Regions from separate parts of the Homo sapiens genome. Here region 1 is linked to region 2. The links are chromatin loops, found by intact Hi-C in ENCODE. Cell type or tissue: prostate gland. All regions are shown on one strand. Each heading gives the region's core, and the rest is flanking DNA. Links, peaks and the distances in the headings are about the cores only.

The links. A loop is a pair of places that touch in the nucleus more often than their neighbours do. Peaks named below come from ENCODE experiments on the same cell type or tissue, not always from the same donor. Only the 100,000 strongest peaks of a DNase experiment are listed, where the experiment ranks them.
Region 1: a loop joins it to region 2, with 2.3 times the contacts of the local background. A loop is called at or near these places in 2 of 110 quality-filtered maps.

Annotation. Positions count from the first base shown.
Region 1 is chr16:84,230,610-84,238,423 of GRCh38, reverse strand. KCNG4 (potassium voltage-gated channel modifier subfamily G member 4) reads left to right here. Exons shown (of 3, transcript NM_172347.3): 2 at 899-1,694. The coding sequence starts at 939. Among named protein-coding and RNA genes, the nearest start is that of KCNG4, 5.5 kb to the left of the region's middle. In prostate gland, for the core only: no CTCF peak of the experiment used is centred there; no DNase peak of the experiment used is centred there; H3K27ac peaks cover 2,164 bases.
Region 2 is chr16:84,302,592-84,310,391 of GRCh38, reverse strand. All of the region lies in intron 1 of WFDC1 (WAP four-disulfide core domain 1), which reads right to left. Among named protein-coding and RNA genes, the nearest start is that of WFDC1, 12 kb to the right of the region's middle. RefSeq lists an enhancer at 2,641-3,840. In prostate gland, for the core only: a CTCF peak has its summit at 2,077 (motif pointing right); no DNase peak of the experiment used is centred there; H3K27ac peaks cover 59 bases.

The sequences.
Region 1 (7,814 bases), core at 1,171-6,170, 73 kb after region 2:
GGGGAAGCGACCAAGAGGGATTAAGCGAGACTGGTGGAGTTCCTCCTGAGACCTAGATGCTTGGATGCTCGCTAAGCATAGTCACATTCCTGGGCTACTCGAACCTTTAATAACAGACCCTCGCTGAACCTTCCTGATGTCAGGTGCTTGCTAAACAGTAGGCAAGACACGCAAACCTTCCGTGCGTCAGCCTCCTTATCTATAAAGTGGAGCTCTTATGTCTACTTCATGAGGTTGTTGAGGTGAGTTAGGGGAAGCCAGGCATGTCAGAAGCATCTAGAAGTATTATTAATACACACTTTCTTGTATATTACTGCATATAACCCTTGCCATGCCCTACGATGTGGGCACTCAGACTGCCCCAGTCATACAGATAAAGCAAAGGACTCAGAGACACTGAGTAACCCACCTGTGCTGGCAGTCTGTAAGGGATCGGTCCCTGCCAGTGAACCTGAGAGCCTACATTCTTAAGCTCTATTTTTACTACCTGTACCTTGCAAGATTAGTATGAGTCTTGTCATTTGAATGAATGATGCTGAGATCAGAGAGGTTAAGCCACATACCTGAGACCACAGAGCCCAGAAGTGGCACCGCTCCGACTTGTCCAGCTCAGGACTGAATTACTCAAGCCCCCATCCGTGCAACGTCTATTCTGGAGACATCCTTCTGAGATGTCGGTAGAGGTTCCACCAGGGAAGGGTTTTTTTCACTGATGTATCCCAAGCACATAGTAGGTGCTCAATAAATATGTGTTGAACTAAAGGTTAAAAGAACAAGCCATGCAGATGCAGTCACAGGAAAGCACACGTAAGAACATCTGCAGTCGTGACATCCAGGACTCTTTGCCCCAAGACTGATTTCCCTTCCTTTTGCTTGCTCTTTGTCCCTTGGGTGTCAGACTGGTAAACCCAGCGCTTCCTACCTGGTGGTCTTCAGCAATGCCCATGCCTTCCAGAGACGGGGGCCTGCATCCCAGACACCACCACTATGGTTCCCACAGCCCTTGGAGTCAGCTCCTGTCCAGCCCCATGGAGACGCCGTCCATCAAGGGCCTTTACTACCGGAGGGTGCGGAAGGTGGGTGCCCTGGACGCCTCCCCAGTGGACCTGAAGAAGGAGATCCTGATCAACGTGGGGGGCAGGAGGTATCTCCTCCCCTGGAGCACACTGGACCGGTTCCCGCTGAGCCGCCTGAGCAAACTCAGGCTCTGTCGGAGCTACGAGGAGATCGTGCAGCTCTGCGATGATTACGACGAGGACAGCCAGGAGTTCTTCTTCGACAGGAGCCCCAGCGCCTTCGGGGTGATCGTGAGCTTCCTGGCGGCCGGGAAGCTGGTGCTTCTGCAGGAGATGTGCGCGCTGTCCTTCCAGGAGGAGCTGGCCTACTGGGGCATCGAGGAGGCCCACCTGGAGAGGTGCTGCCTGCGGAAGCTGCTGAGGAAGCTGGAGGAGCTGGAGGAGCTGGCCAAGCTGCACAGGGAGGACGTACTGAGGCAGCAGAGGGAGACCCGCCGCCCCGCCTCGCACTCCTCGCGCTGGGGCCTGTGCATGAACCGGCTGCGCGAGATGGTGGAAAACCCGCAGTCCGGGCTGCCCGGGAAGGTCTTCGCTTGCCTCTCCATCCTCTTCGTGGCCACCACAGCCGTCAGCCTGTGTGTCAGCACCATGCCCGACCTCAGGGCAGAGGAGGACCAGGTGAGCGGCCTCTGATGGCATTCACGGCTCCATCCCGCAGGGTGCCTGGGCGGAGATGTCTTTTAGGGGCCCAAGAAAATGTCTTCAGATCTTAAAATAAGAAGAAAAAAATGAATATTATCCAACATGGGTTATATTCATTATTAGGCCATCAGTCATAAAAGATAATTTTCCATCTTTTTTTTTTTTATTGGAGTCCTGCAAAGGCAAAAGTGCCTAAGGCTCACCGTGAAAATCATTACGTGGCCCTCAGCCATGCGTGGACTCAGTGGGCCACACAGACACAGTGTCACCTCTCCCAGCTCTCCCGAGTCTGTGACTACAGGCAAATCACGCCACCTCCTCTCTGAGCCTGTCTCCCACTCCGTGAAATGGGTAACATCACCTCGAAGGTTTACTCACCCAGTGAACTCAACATGTGTTTACTGAACACCACTCTGTGCTAAGCCCTAGAGCAGGTCAAAAACATAAAATCCCTGCCTTCTTGAGCTAACATTCTCCTGGGCATCCCCACTCCATTTTCAGATGAGGAAACTGAGGCATGGGCCATTTATTTTCCTCGGAGCTCCACAGTAAGGATGCCAATGATGCAAAGGTCCCCGGCCTCAGTTTCCCTGCAGTGCTCAGTGTCTGGGCCAGTCTCACTGGATGGGAAACTCACAGATGAGCTGATCTGTAAGTCACTCTGCCCCAGGAGGCCAGAGTAAAAAGTGCTGCTTGCCCACACCTTCGTCCCCTTTGCAGGGAGTTACAGGAGACCCCGAGACACCCTCCCTCCACTCGGGAGCCAGATGGTCTGAGAAGTGAAATAAGAACCTAGCATTTGGTTGAGAGGGTTATTGGAAAGCTTCAAACAGAGAATTAGATTGTTTCCTGATTTAAAAAATCACTCCTCTCCAGCACCGAGCTCCCCCAGGGCTGCCCATCATCTTAATGTTTGGAGCTTGCCTTGTAATCAACAGAGAGAGAAACTAAACACATACGTAAGATGGTGCTTGCTCTATTTGGCTCCTAACAGTTGCCAGCCCACCTAAGTTCTCTTCGCTTAAAGATATGTCCCAGGGCAAGACAACAGGATCAGAGAACTTGCCAGATAGAAAAGACTTAAATGGAGAACCAGCCCATGCCTCACAGACAGTAGGATCCCAGTAAATATGGGTTGAATAAAATGTGTCTTGTCCAACCTACAAAAGTTTGGCCCTAAAAAAACCCACAAAATATTTGGACCTTTAAACAGCTTGTTTTCCCATGGAGAAGATGACAATGCCAATCATAGGCATTTTTTCATTCTACAGCATAAAAACATGAGATTTAAGAGCCTGCTTGTTCACAGAAATATTTATGTGTGGACTCTGCAGTACAAAGATTAAGACAAAACAAGTGACCTCCCTACCCCATTTCTTAAGGGTGCCCTGATCCCAGTTAATAAAGAAAGGCCCCTGGATGCTCACAAGCCTGTTCCTCTTACAGATTTCCAGAGAAGGGAGAAATTGTGTAGGAGCCAGGATTTCGGTTGCGCAGACGGCCAAGATCTTTTCAAAACCTAATGCTTTGAAAATTACGCAGGGTATGAACCCAGGCCTGGCTTAACAGTGACTCAGGAAATCAAATTAGAGGGGAGAGGTGGGCCCGCAGACCTGCGCAGCCAAAGTTTCAGCCGAGGATCAGGCAGCCACGTCTCCTCCTGGGACAAGAGAGATTTATGCCCGGGCCCAGCCACAATATCTTTATGCTTTCTCCTTAGTGAAAGCATCTTTGTGTGTGTGCCCAGAGACAGGCTGAGGTGCTGCCCAGAGAGTGTCTGTGTTTCCGTTTAGATAATAATTCAGAGAGCAGGGAGGCTGAGGACGGGGCAGTCTTTGTTCTCCCAAGACGGTGACCTTACATTTACGTAAAAGGATGATGTCCTCTTCCTGGACACACGTGCTTTGTATTCCTTATTTGCCCTCAGGGAATGTCAATCTGAGAGGGACCAGCTGCTTCTGGGGACAGGCAGTGCCCATTGAGTTTGGGGCCAGTGTCCTGTAAATTGACCCTGATACCATCCACGCTGAAGAATTAATGTCACGATGGGTGGGGGAACAGATCCCAGGGCTATAACCCACAGAACTCTTCCATCAGAAACAGAAACAATGGATGGACATTTGCTGTAAGCAGTTTCTGTTTTTCTACCTTCTCATAGCAACGTCCGTTGGCATAAACCTGATAGTGGGGTAAAAGGTCTGTGCCAGAGATTGCAAATTACAATGGAGGCTGGGTGCAGTGGCTCACGCCTGTAAGCTCAGCACTCTGGGAAGCCGAGGTGGGTGGATCTCCTGAGGTCAGGAGTTTGAGATCAGCCTGGCCAACACGGTAAAACTCCATCTCTACTAAAAAAAAACAAAAAAAAATTAGCCAGGTGTGGTGGCTTGTGCCTGTAATCCCAGCTACTTGGGAGGCTGAGGCAGGAGAATCGCTTGAACCCGGAGGTGGAGGTTGCAGTGAGCCAAGATTGTGCCACTGCACTCCAGCCTGGGCAACAAGAGCAAAACTCCATCTCAAAAAAAATTACAGTGGAGAAGGGAAGAGGCAGTGTAGACAGGAAGGACCAAGCCAGCACCTGAGCTCTTCTAAGGGGCACCGGATTTTAAAGTTCCGGATTTCCCAGGGGGGACTCTTCCCCAAAAGGATGAAAGAACCGATGCCTCCTAAGTGCCGCTCGTGAGGCTGGCATTTCACACCGTGGACTGATTTCATCCCTGTGGCAGCATAGGGAAGTGAATACCACTTCTACCCCCATTTTACAGATGAGGAAACCGAGGCTCAGAGAGGTTTTATCACTTTCTTAAGCTCACAGTAAGGCAGAGCTAAGATTTGAACTCACCTCTGATTGGCTCTAAAATCCGACCCCCTATGACTACACAACACTGATACCATCTTTCTTTCCTTTCCTTTTCTTTTGTTTTCTTTCTTCCTACCCTCGTTTTATTTTTCTTCCCTTCTTTCCTTCTCTTTCTTTCTCTCTCTCTTTCTTTTTTTAAATTTGAGACAGGATCTCACTTTATCACCAAGCTAGTGTGCAGTGGCATGATCTTGGCAGCTCACTACAGCCTGCATCTCCTGGGCTCAAGTGATCCTCCCACCTCAACCCCCCAGGTAGCTGGGACTACAGGTGGGTGTCACCACACCCAGCTAATTTTTTGTATTTTTTGTAAAGACAGGGTTTCCCCATGTTGCCCAGGCTGGTCTCAAACTCCTGAGTTCAAGCGATCTGCCTGCCTTGGCCTCTCAAACTGCCAGGATTACAAGCATGAACCACCGTGCCCAGCCCTAACTTTCAATTCTGGGCCACTTCGCCTCTAGTCTAGAACCTCAGCCTCAGGGCCATTTTGTGCTTCTAAGGCAGCCAGACTTTGTAAAACAGCTCTCAGGCCAGCATGATGGTGCGAAGGCCAGATGTCCTGGGTTTCAATCTTGGCCTCACCCATGACTAACCCAGTGATCTTGGGAAAGTCACTTAACCTCCTTGAGCCTCAGTTTCCTCCTCTATGAAATGGGGGTGCTCTAAGCACTTCCCTCAAGGGGTCATGTGGTGCATAAAGCAGCTGGGACAGGCCGAAACACGGAGGTGCTCAGCGAAAGTCCGTCATACTGATCATCATTCATTCATTCATTCATTCATTCAGTAGTAGTTAACAGGAAACCAAACATTCATCCTTTACCATCCTTCAACAACAGTCATTGACTGCCTACTAAAGTCCATTCTTCTGGGTGCTGGAGAGAAGACAAATTTCTGATTTCCTTGGAGCTTAGATTCTGAGCAGCCCTGCTCTATTTTTTTTTTTTTTTTTTTTGATAGGGTTTCACTCTGTCCCCCAGGCTGGAGTACAGTGGCACAATCTCAGCTCACTGCAGCCTCTGACTCACAGGTTCAAGCAATCCTCCCGCCTCAGCCTCCTGAGCAGCTGGGACCACAGGCAGGCATCATCACGCCTGGCTAATTTTTGTACATTTTGTAGAGATGGGTTTCACCATGTGGGCCAGGCTGGTCTCGAACTCCTGAGCTCAAGTGAGTCTCCCACCTCGGCCTCCCAAAGCGTTGGGATTATAGGCGTGAGTCACTGCACCCCAGCCCCCTGCTTCATTTTTCTGAGTTGACATTTACATAACATGAAATTGAGCAACTTAAAGGGAACAATTTAGTGGCATTTAGTACAATCACAATCTTCTGCAGCCACCATCACCTCTGTCTAGTTCCAAAGCTTTTTCTCAGCATTCCAAAAGAAAACCCTGTCCCAACTAGGCAGTCTCTCCTCCTTCCTCTCCCACCAGCCCCTGGCAATCACCCATCTGCTTTCTATCTCCATGAATTAGCCTATTCTGGACATTTCATAGAAACAGAATCGTGCCAGGTGTGGTCTTCTGTGACTGGCTTCCTGCTCCAGCATCATGTCTTCAAGGTCCATGCACTGTGCCATGCGTCAGACCTTCATTCCTCTTCATGGCCGAATACTATTCCACTGTATGTATATGCCACTATTGGTTTATCCATCTAGCACTGATGGCCTGCTCCATGTTGATAGCTGAAGATAGAAAGACACGTTCCAAAGACCGACCCCCACCTCCAAGGAACAAGATGGATTTGAGACATGAAGCCAAGATTCTGTTCCCATGGCTGCCATACAGACCCCTTTCAATAGGCAGGATTCGAGATCTAGTCCTGACTCTTTTTTTTTTTTTTTTTTTGAGATGGAGTTTTGCTTTTGTTACCCAGGTTGGAGTGCAGTGGTGTGATCTCAGCTCACTGCAACCTCCTCCTCCCGGGTTCAAACAATTCTCCTGCCTCAGCCTCCCACGTAGCTGGGATTATAGGCACCCAACACCATCCCCAGCACATTTTTGTATTTTTAGTAGAGATGAGGTTTCACCATTTTGCCCAGTCTGGTCTCGAACTCCTGACCTCAGGTGATCCGCCCTCCTCTGCCTCCCAAAGTGCTGAGATTACAAGCTTGAGCCACCACGCCCGACCCCGACTCTCACTTGAATGCACTGGGAGATCCAGGGCAGGTCACGTCTACCCCTGGACCTCAACCTTCTGCTGGTAAAATGATGGTCTGGACTTGTCATTTTACAGGCTGACTGGTCCCTAGTGCCCTTCCAGCCCTGGGCACCTGCAGCCTCATGTCCTGGTCTGTTTGCTGCAGTTTCCCAGGTTCTTCCTTTCCCTCTGCCTTCATTGTCCTCCCTGCCATGCATCCCTCGCACCCTCTCCATGTGGCCTCAGCCCTGGCCGGGCAGCTCTGCCTTTCCCTCCCTCCTGGCAGCCTGAACACCACTGGCCACCTGCAGTGGACTGTCTTTCTTCCTCTTTCCTGCTACTAAGACATCCCAACCACTGCAGATAGTATCAGGTCAGGGTAAGGGCCAGCATCTTTAGTTTGCTCGTCCTGGGTTGAGTCCCAGCTCTCCCACTCCCTGGCTCTGCCCTTGGACAAGTCCTTTTCTTTCTCTGTGCCTCTATTTCCTCACCCAGCAAAGAGGACAATCATAACACTATTCAGAGGGCGGTGCTGAGGACTGAACGAGAACCTGTATATCAGGGGCCAGCACAGAGTGGACGCTTGTTGTTCTGCTCCCCCTTGGGGCTGGGCTCACACCCCTGGACCTGCTCTGCTGCTCTGCTCACCAGCCTCCATCCCTGGCTCCCTCCAACCTAATAGCAATGGCCAAGTCAGGGGCCGGTGGCTCAAATGTCCTCTCCATCCCCTTCCAGTGTCTGCCCTCATTCCTCCTCTGCTCCGGCTGTCAGCGCGTCTTTTCTGAGAGCCTGCTCTGGCTGGAGACCCGGTGGGAGAAGCAGGCGAACTCGCCACGCGCAGGACCAGCCCTGCCGGCCTTCCCACTGTTCTCCTCCCATCTTGGGTGCTACGCCTGCCCCACAGCATTGCCTGGGGCTTTCAGGGATATTGTCAGAGGGACATGCACACCCTATGGCAACCAAGTAAGGTGCCCTTGGTGATGTCTCTGCAGAACCATGGTGGGCTTAGGGAGCAGAACTGCACGGGCTCTTTGGTCCTCGCCTTCCCTCTCATCCTGGACTGTAGACATTTCAGTGTCTTACTAAGGTGGAGGGCAGGGGAA
Region 2 (7,800 bases), core at 1-5,000:
CTTTGATGACAGTGTGGGCGCCGTCACCTCCAGGCCTTTGCCCGTGCTGATCCTCTGCCGAATGCCCGTTCCTTCAGGTCTTCCAGAGGGACCATTCCCCGAGACTCAAATCAGCGCTCAAGGCTGGGATGTGCTTCGGTGACACCAGCCCTCCCAGGCCAGGGTTAGGGCCACACCACCCCCGCTTCTATGTCCCACACCCACCCTCCCTTGTCACTCTTTCTCGGTGTCTTAATAGAAATCCGCCATCGCATTTAACCAGTGAGCGACCCCTTCAAGGGAGGGCCTCGAGCCTCCTGTGTCTCCTCCTGCACATACAGTTGGCTGAATAAAGGTCCCCAAAGACACCAGGCCCTACTCCCTGGAATCCTAAATGCAAAGGAAAAAGGGTCTTTGCAGACGCAATTAGGTTAAGGATCTTGACATGGGGAGATGATTCTGCATTTTCCAGTGGGCCCTAAATCCAGTCACAAGTGTCTGAGAAGAGGGGAGCAGAGGGAGATCACACACACACACACACACAAGCACGCCCCCCCCACACACACATGTACACACGCACGCACACACACATGCACACAAGAAAGTCATGTGAAGAGGGAGGCAGAGATGGCGTCTACAGACCAAGGAGTGACCATGATTGCCAGCAGCCACCGGAACAGGGATTGGCAAGGAAGGAACCTCTGGAGTTGGGGGGGCGCGGCTCTGCTGACCCCTTGATCTCAGTCCAGTGAAGCTGATGCTGAACTTCTGGCCCCAGAACCATGAGACAATTCATTTCTGTTGGCTTAACCACCCCTCCCACCCCAGTTTGTGGTCATTTGTTACGGCGGCCCCTGGAAACTTGATATCTGTCCCTCTGCCAGGCACATTCTATAAATGAACCCCACCCCAGGCCCAAGTCCCCATCAGTGCCTCCACAGTGGCCTCGTCCCTGGCCTCGATGCCTCCAAATCCATCCATTCTCCAAACTGCAGCCCAAAGAGGCTTTATGAAAGGCACCTGTGGATTTGGTCACCTCTGTGCTCCAAGGCCCCAGAGGCTTCCCAGCACCCTCGGGACAAAGTCCCAGCTCCCCACTCGACCTCCGAGCCCTGCGCCAACCAGGTACATGTTACTTTTTCGATTTAATAACTTAGATATAGGATACATTGGCCTCATCTCATCGCCCCGACCCTCCTTGTCCTTACATGCCAGCAAACTGCCCTCCCTCCTCCCCTCGCCCTCCAAGCACATTCATCTCTTCAAACCGTTTCCTCCAGCTGAGCTTGTCTCATCCGGCAGAGCAGACGGGCAACCAGAGCGGGCTCCACAGCTAACGGCCTTGGTTCAAATCCCGGCTCTAGGGCTTAAATCCTCTCTGCCACTCACTTGCTGTGTGACCTTGGGCAAGCATCAGTTTCTCCCTACAGAACTTCCCTCCTGGGGTATCCTGAGTCTGCACCCAGGATGGTGTCTACACCCAGGATGGCATCTATGCCCAGGCTGGTGTCTACACCCAGGATGGCATCTATGCCCAGGCTGGCGTCTACACCCAGGCTGGCATCTACACCCAGGCTGGCATCTACACTGAGGATGGCATCTACACCCAGGCTGGCGTCTACACTCAGCATGGCGTCTACACCCAGGCTGGCATCTACACTCAGGATGGCGTCTACACCCAGGCTGGCATCTACACTCAGGATGGCATCTACACCAAGGATGGCGTCTACACCCAGGCTGGTGTCTACACTCAGGATGGAGTGTACACCCAGGCGGGCATCTACACTCAGGCTGGCATCTAGCACAGTGCCACCGATCATCATTGGCACGTGCTGGTCCTCTGCCTGGAAGGCCTCCCATCAGCTTCAATTGGCCAAATCACCCTTTAGTCCTCAGCTTAAACAGCCTTCTGAGGGCAGCTTTCCCCAGACTCGTCGGGATGTTTCTAGTATGATTCTTCATTTTTAGGCCCTCGCCACCCCACACTGAGAGCAGAGGCTGTGTCTGTCCCTGCCTGGCTGGGACCGAGCGCAGTCCTTCCTGCGTGCCTATCTGGGTAGCTGCAAATTGCACACGGTGTCACCAGTGCCCTGCAGGGGGCACCAGGTCCCTGGGAACAGGTCCGGGCCGGGTGCCCCTGGGAATTGGTGGAATCACCAAGGCCAGAGGTTTTCAGCTGCCCCCAGGGAGCCTCAGGGCCTGAGACTGAGGGCATGAGGGGCAGAGAGCAGGAATGGCCAAGCAGGAGCGGGGGGTGGTGCGGCAGGAAAGCCTGGGAGGGGGGCCCCTGGCCCCCATCCCTGCTTCACCCAGAGAACCCTTCTTTTTACTCTTGTAAACATTGGCTGTTAAATTCACGAAAAGTGAAAATGACCACTAAGCTGGCATTTGGTGGATATGGAGACGAGGCCTTAAGGAGGTGAATGGTTTTCCCCAAAGACAGAGGGGAGACCAGAGCGTGGACCTTTTATCACCTTTTATCACCCCTTTCTCCGCCCAATCTCCCTCACCCCTGTAACCACCACCAATAACTTTCCAGCCGCAGCAGGTGCATAATCCCACGCCATTAGCTCTCAGTTCACTTGCTGCAGAATTAACTACATTGGACCCATGTTGGGGTCCGCAATTTTTAATCCTAATCTAACATGACAGGCGCCCCAGCCTCCTTCGGAGGGTGGTTAAGAATACACCGTACGTCGTCGGGAGGGGGCGGCTTATTTTTCCGCCCAGCTTATTTTTCGATGAAGCCTCATTTATGAAATTTAATGGAACCTGGTGATCAGAAGCAAAACACTTTTCACCCACCACAAATGCCTCCCAGTCCTGGGACTTCCTTAATGGCAGTCCCAGATGGGAGGGTACGCAGAGATCAATTTGAGCTGTGCCGCCGTCTCAGAGGAAAATTCAAATGTCATTTCTCAGAATTTGGAGAGAACAAAGAGATAAGCGCCTTAGAAGCCACATCTCCCGAGTTATTTACTGCGTGACTGAAACAACAGATGGTCGTGAGTGATAAAGCACTGATTTCACTGAGAGGCCCAGATTAAAGGATTACATGTTTTGAAAAATATTTCATGTCACGCAAGGTGACACTCAAAGAGGGTTCTAAACACAGGGCGTTTTCTGGAGTTCTGGGAAATAGCTTTTACTCAGAGACATGAACAGCTTACCCTCCAATTTATCCCTGGCCCCATGGGTTAAAGGAGTTAACAGCCAAGGTTCTTGGCCTAGAGGTCGGACTGGAATTGACTCCCCTGACCCCCTCCACGTCTCTGACCTCTCTTCCAGCACTCCCCTCCTTACTCATTCTCTCCAGCCACCCAGTCCCACCTCTGGGCCTTTGCACTGGCTCTTTCCCCGCCCACCCACCATATCTGCCCGGCTCTCACCTACCTGGGATCTGCTCATACAGCCTTCCCTTCCCCCTCTCCCTGCTTTGTGGAGCTTCACACACCTCATCACCCTTGGGTGGACTGTGTATTATGAACTCATTTGTTTGCTGTTTTTCTCCCTCCTAGGGACAGGAACTTGGTTTTGTTCTTACCTGTGTCCCTGGCTCGTAGAACAGTGCCTGGCACATAGCAAGTACTCAGTAAATATTCTTCGGGTGGAACAAAAGCTGTGATGATGATGATGATGATGAAGATGAGGATGATGGTGGTCAACACACCCTGGCAGTTTGCTGGGCACCCTTCTAAGTGCTTAACATGCATTAACTCGCTGATCTGCACATGGGCCCTGTGCAGTGGGTTCTGCAGAGCAGGGGTCCTGCACAGGTGTGGGGGCAGCCCTTTTGTTTGTGTAAGGCTGTGCTATGGGCAAGCATCATCACACTCCTATGCTCACTTAATGCGGATGTGAATTAGGGGAGTGGGTCTTGATATCCCACACTCCAGAGATGAGGAAGGATGCTTTCAAAATGTAAAGCTGGACTCGGCCATCCTCAGTTTCTGAGGATTCGCTGCTCCTCCTGGCCTTGGAGGCTTCCGCACACTGTTCCTTCTACTCGGAACGCTTCCTAACTCTTTTTCACAGCTGAACCTCCACATCCTTTGGGGCAAGAACTTAGGAGCCATATCCCAAGATGGAAGGGACCGAAGCTCATGATCTCTTATACATCAAAGGCTGCTTTGCACAGGGATTAAGGGCTCAGGTGTAGGAGTCTGACGCGTCTGGGTTTGAACCCCATGGCTGTGCGATCATACAGGAAAATCACTAACGTATCTGAGCGTCATCTGCAAAATGGACACAAAAGTAATACCTGCTGCCGATGTCTGTGGTGAAGATCAAAAGAGACCACACCTGCGTGTGCTCGGCTCAGCACGGGCAATGCTAATCCATAGTTCACCTGATTTTTATTCCTTTTATTATTATTATTATTATTATTATTATTATTATTATTATTATTTTGAGAAAAGGTCTCACTCTGTCACCCAGGCTGGAGTGCAAGGGCACGATCTCAGCTCACTGCAACCTCCGCCTCCCAGACTCAACCAGTTCTCATGCTTCAGCCTCCCAAGTAGCTGGGACTACAGGTGCCCGCCACCACGCCTGGCTAATATTTTGTATTTTTAGTAGAGATGGGGTTTTGCCTTGTTGCCCAGGATGGTCTTGAACTCCTGAGCTCAGGTGATCTGCCTGCTTCAGCCTCCCAAAGTGCTGGGATTACAAGCGTCAGCCACCACGCCTGGCTCCTTTTATTTTTAATCAATGGACTCAGAAGCCTCTCGTCCCATAGTAACTTCATTCTTCATATCTTCCAGTCTTTCTTCATTTCCGCTGTATCCTCCCTCAATTCACTCCCAGATGATTTAGTGAACGCCCACCATCTCCATAGCGTTAGGTTAGATGCTCAGCAGATGCAGAAGAAACCTAAGGAGCTCCAGTCCAGCTGAGGCTGCAGATACACGTACGAGAAACCCACCAGCAACAGTGAAAAGTGGGATTGGATATAACCTCATCATTTCTGGATAAGACCAGGGCAAACAACTCGCAGAGTTCCTAAGAGAAGGGGCCATGCGGAAACAGCCACCCAGCATGTGCAAGAGCACTGCCCTCGGAGGACCACCTGAAGTCGCCTCCAGCCCTCCCCAGTAGGTACCACTGCTGTCCCCATTGCATAGGTGAGGAAACGGAGGCACACAGTCACCATACACAGACACCAGGCTTAGAGCCTGGGCTGTGTGATTCATGCTTATGGCAAGGGAGGCAGCATTTAGTAAGCTCTTACTGTGTGCCAATGCTGTGCTGGGTCCTCACATACTGAATCTTCAGTATCACCCTCTGGGGCTGCTGCTATTCTAAACCCACTTTACTGATGAGGAAACTGAGGCACAAAAAAACTAAAAGCATTTGCCCAAGAGCAAGCAGCTGAGAAGAGTCAGAGGCAGGACTCGAACCTGGGTCTGTCCTACTCCATGGGCGTTCCTGACCCAGGAGCCTGGAACTGGGAGTTGCTTCCCAATGGTGCCTGTCAATTTCTTCCCATTCTTTCAGTCCAGGGGCTCTCTCCCCCTCCCAAAGTGTTCCCTCTGCCCTCCTGTGGCCCAGCCCCAGCTCAGGGTGGAGTCAAAATGGGGGCCCCCAGGTACACATTTGTCCTGGCCCCCTCTTTGCAGCCCTTCCCTCCCAGCTTATGTTGCCTCTCAGATGAAAACAAAATAATGCCACATGAAATCCCTGAGAAAGGAGGACACTCACCCCAGACGGACGACACCTTCCTGAAAACCCCAGAGCAACCCGTGATTTCCAGCTTTTATTTTCATTCCTGCTCAGGGATTGTACAGTAAGTCTATTTCAAAGTAGCCACTGAGCACACATTCATGGTACAACTTAGACAAGAACCCTCCGGTTCTGTATGCCTTACCTGGATAAAAATGATTCCTGGCCGGGCGCGGTGGCTCACACCTATAATCCCAGCACTTTGGGAGGCCAAGGCAGGTGGATCACCTGAGGTCAGGAGTTCGAGACCAGCCTGGCCAATATGGTGAAACCCGTCTCTACTAAAAATACAAAAACTAGCCAGGCGTGGTGGCGGGTGCCTATAATCCCAGCTATTCAGGAGGCTGAGGCAGGAGAATCATTTGAACCACGCAGGCAGAAGTTGCAGTGAGCCAGACGGCACCACTGCAATCCAGCCTGGGTGACAAGAGTGAAACTATATGACCTTTTGTTCATATAGATGAACAAAAATAGATTTGCAAAGCCATTCTGCCACTGATATCCCTAGGAAGCAGGTGGGGAAATGCCCATTTTGGGCTGCAGCAGTGGGAACCCCAATTCAGCAAGTCCAAGTCCAGATTCAATTAAAGCAAACAAGCTGGATGTGCAACCAAAAGAGGCTGGATACATAAGTGAAGGCACAGAGAACACCAGGCAGGCCTTAGAAAGGAAGATGTCGATCCACCATGTTAACATACTTCCCACAGATTATTAAGTGAAAATGCAACATATAAAACAGTGTGAATAAGCCAGACACCAAATAGCACATACTGGATGATTCCATTTCCATGAAACGTCTACAACAGGCAGATCCATAAAGACAGAAAGTGGATTGGTAGTTGCCAGAGGCTGCGGGAAGAGGGAAGGAGGACTGACGGCTAATGGCTGCAGGGTTTCCTGTAGGGTTGATGGGAACGTTCCAAAACTAGGCAGTTAGGACGGTTGCATGACTCTGAGTATACTAAACACCACTGAATTGTACCTTTGAAAGGGTGAATTGTCTGTCATGTGAATTTCATTTCAATAAAAGAAATCTGAATCAGTACGAATAAAATACCACTAAGAGAAAACACGTGTGCTGTGTGTAACTGCTTCATGAAACAATCTAGACAGACACCCCAGAATGTCACCAGAGTTTACATCTTGGAGGAAGAATTCAGATCATTTCTACTAATTTATAACTTTCTGTGTTGCCTGACTTTTTTTTTTTTTTACAGTAAACATCATTCTTTTAATAATCAGTAGAAGAATTTATAAACCACTTCCATTTAGGGAAAAAGAATCCAATCTCCAGAGCTGCCACCAAAGCTACCCACATGCCTCCCTCAGTGCTCACCACCCCCTTCCTTCCACATGCAGGAGCTTTTACCCTTCTTTGGAAAGTTCCAGCAGCTTAGCGGCCAGACCAATAAAAATGCACCCCAGCACTGGTTTGCGTGGTGGAGGAAGAAAGCCAGTTTTCCTCTAAGCATTACTTGCTCTTCCTCTGGAATTTGGACGTCAAACATCTAAAAATATGTCGCTCCCCGGAACAGTGGGCTTAGAGTTCAGCGTGCGTAGATGAATGCCATTTCCTGGTGCCCGGGGCCCTTAACACTGGGCTCTGGGGACAGAATTTGGCACAAGGTTAATGGGACTTCCTCAGAGGGAGGCCAAAAAAAAAAAAAAAAGAAAGAAAGAAATTCACGAGACGGCAAAGTCGACCAAGTCTTCCCAACAATGTCATTGTCAGTCAGTGCACCCGAGAGTCCTCTAGAACTTTCCATCCCTTCTATTCTGTTCCGGAAGGTTTTAACATAATTGATTCATTCATTCAACAGTAAATTCATAATTCCCAGGCCCACTGGGTTTCGGGCGCTGGGCTGGAAATGGGGAGTTCCGAGTTGAACCAGAAGACGTTGGCCCTGACTTCACGTGGCTGTTTCAGGACAAGTCAGAGACACCACACACAACAGCACACAGATAAGGCGAACGAATTGCTTTTTGTGGTCATCTGCAAAAGCAGTTAGAGAGAAACCTAAACAAATCATGCCAATAACAACAACAGAGCTAAATGCTAAGAAGGAAGAGCTGGGCTCTTATGTAAACATTTAAGGGAAA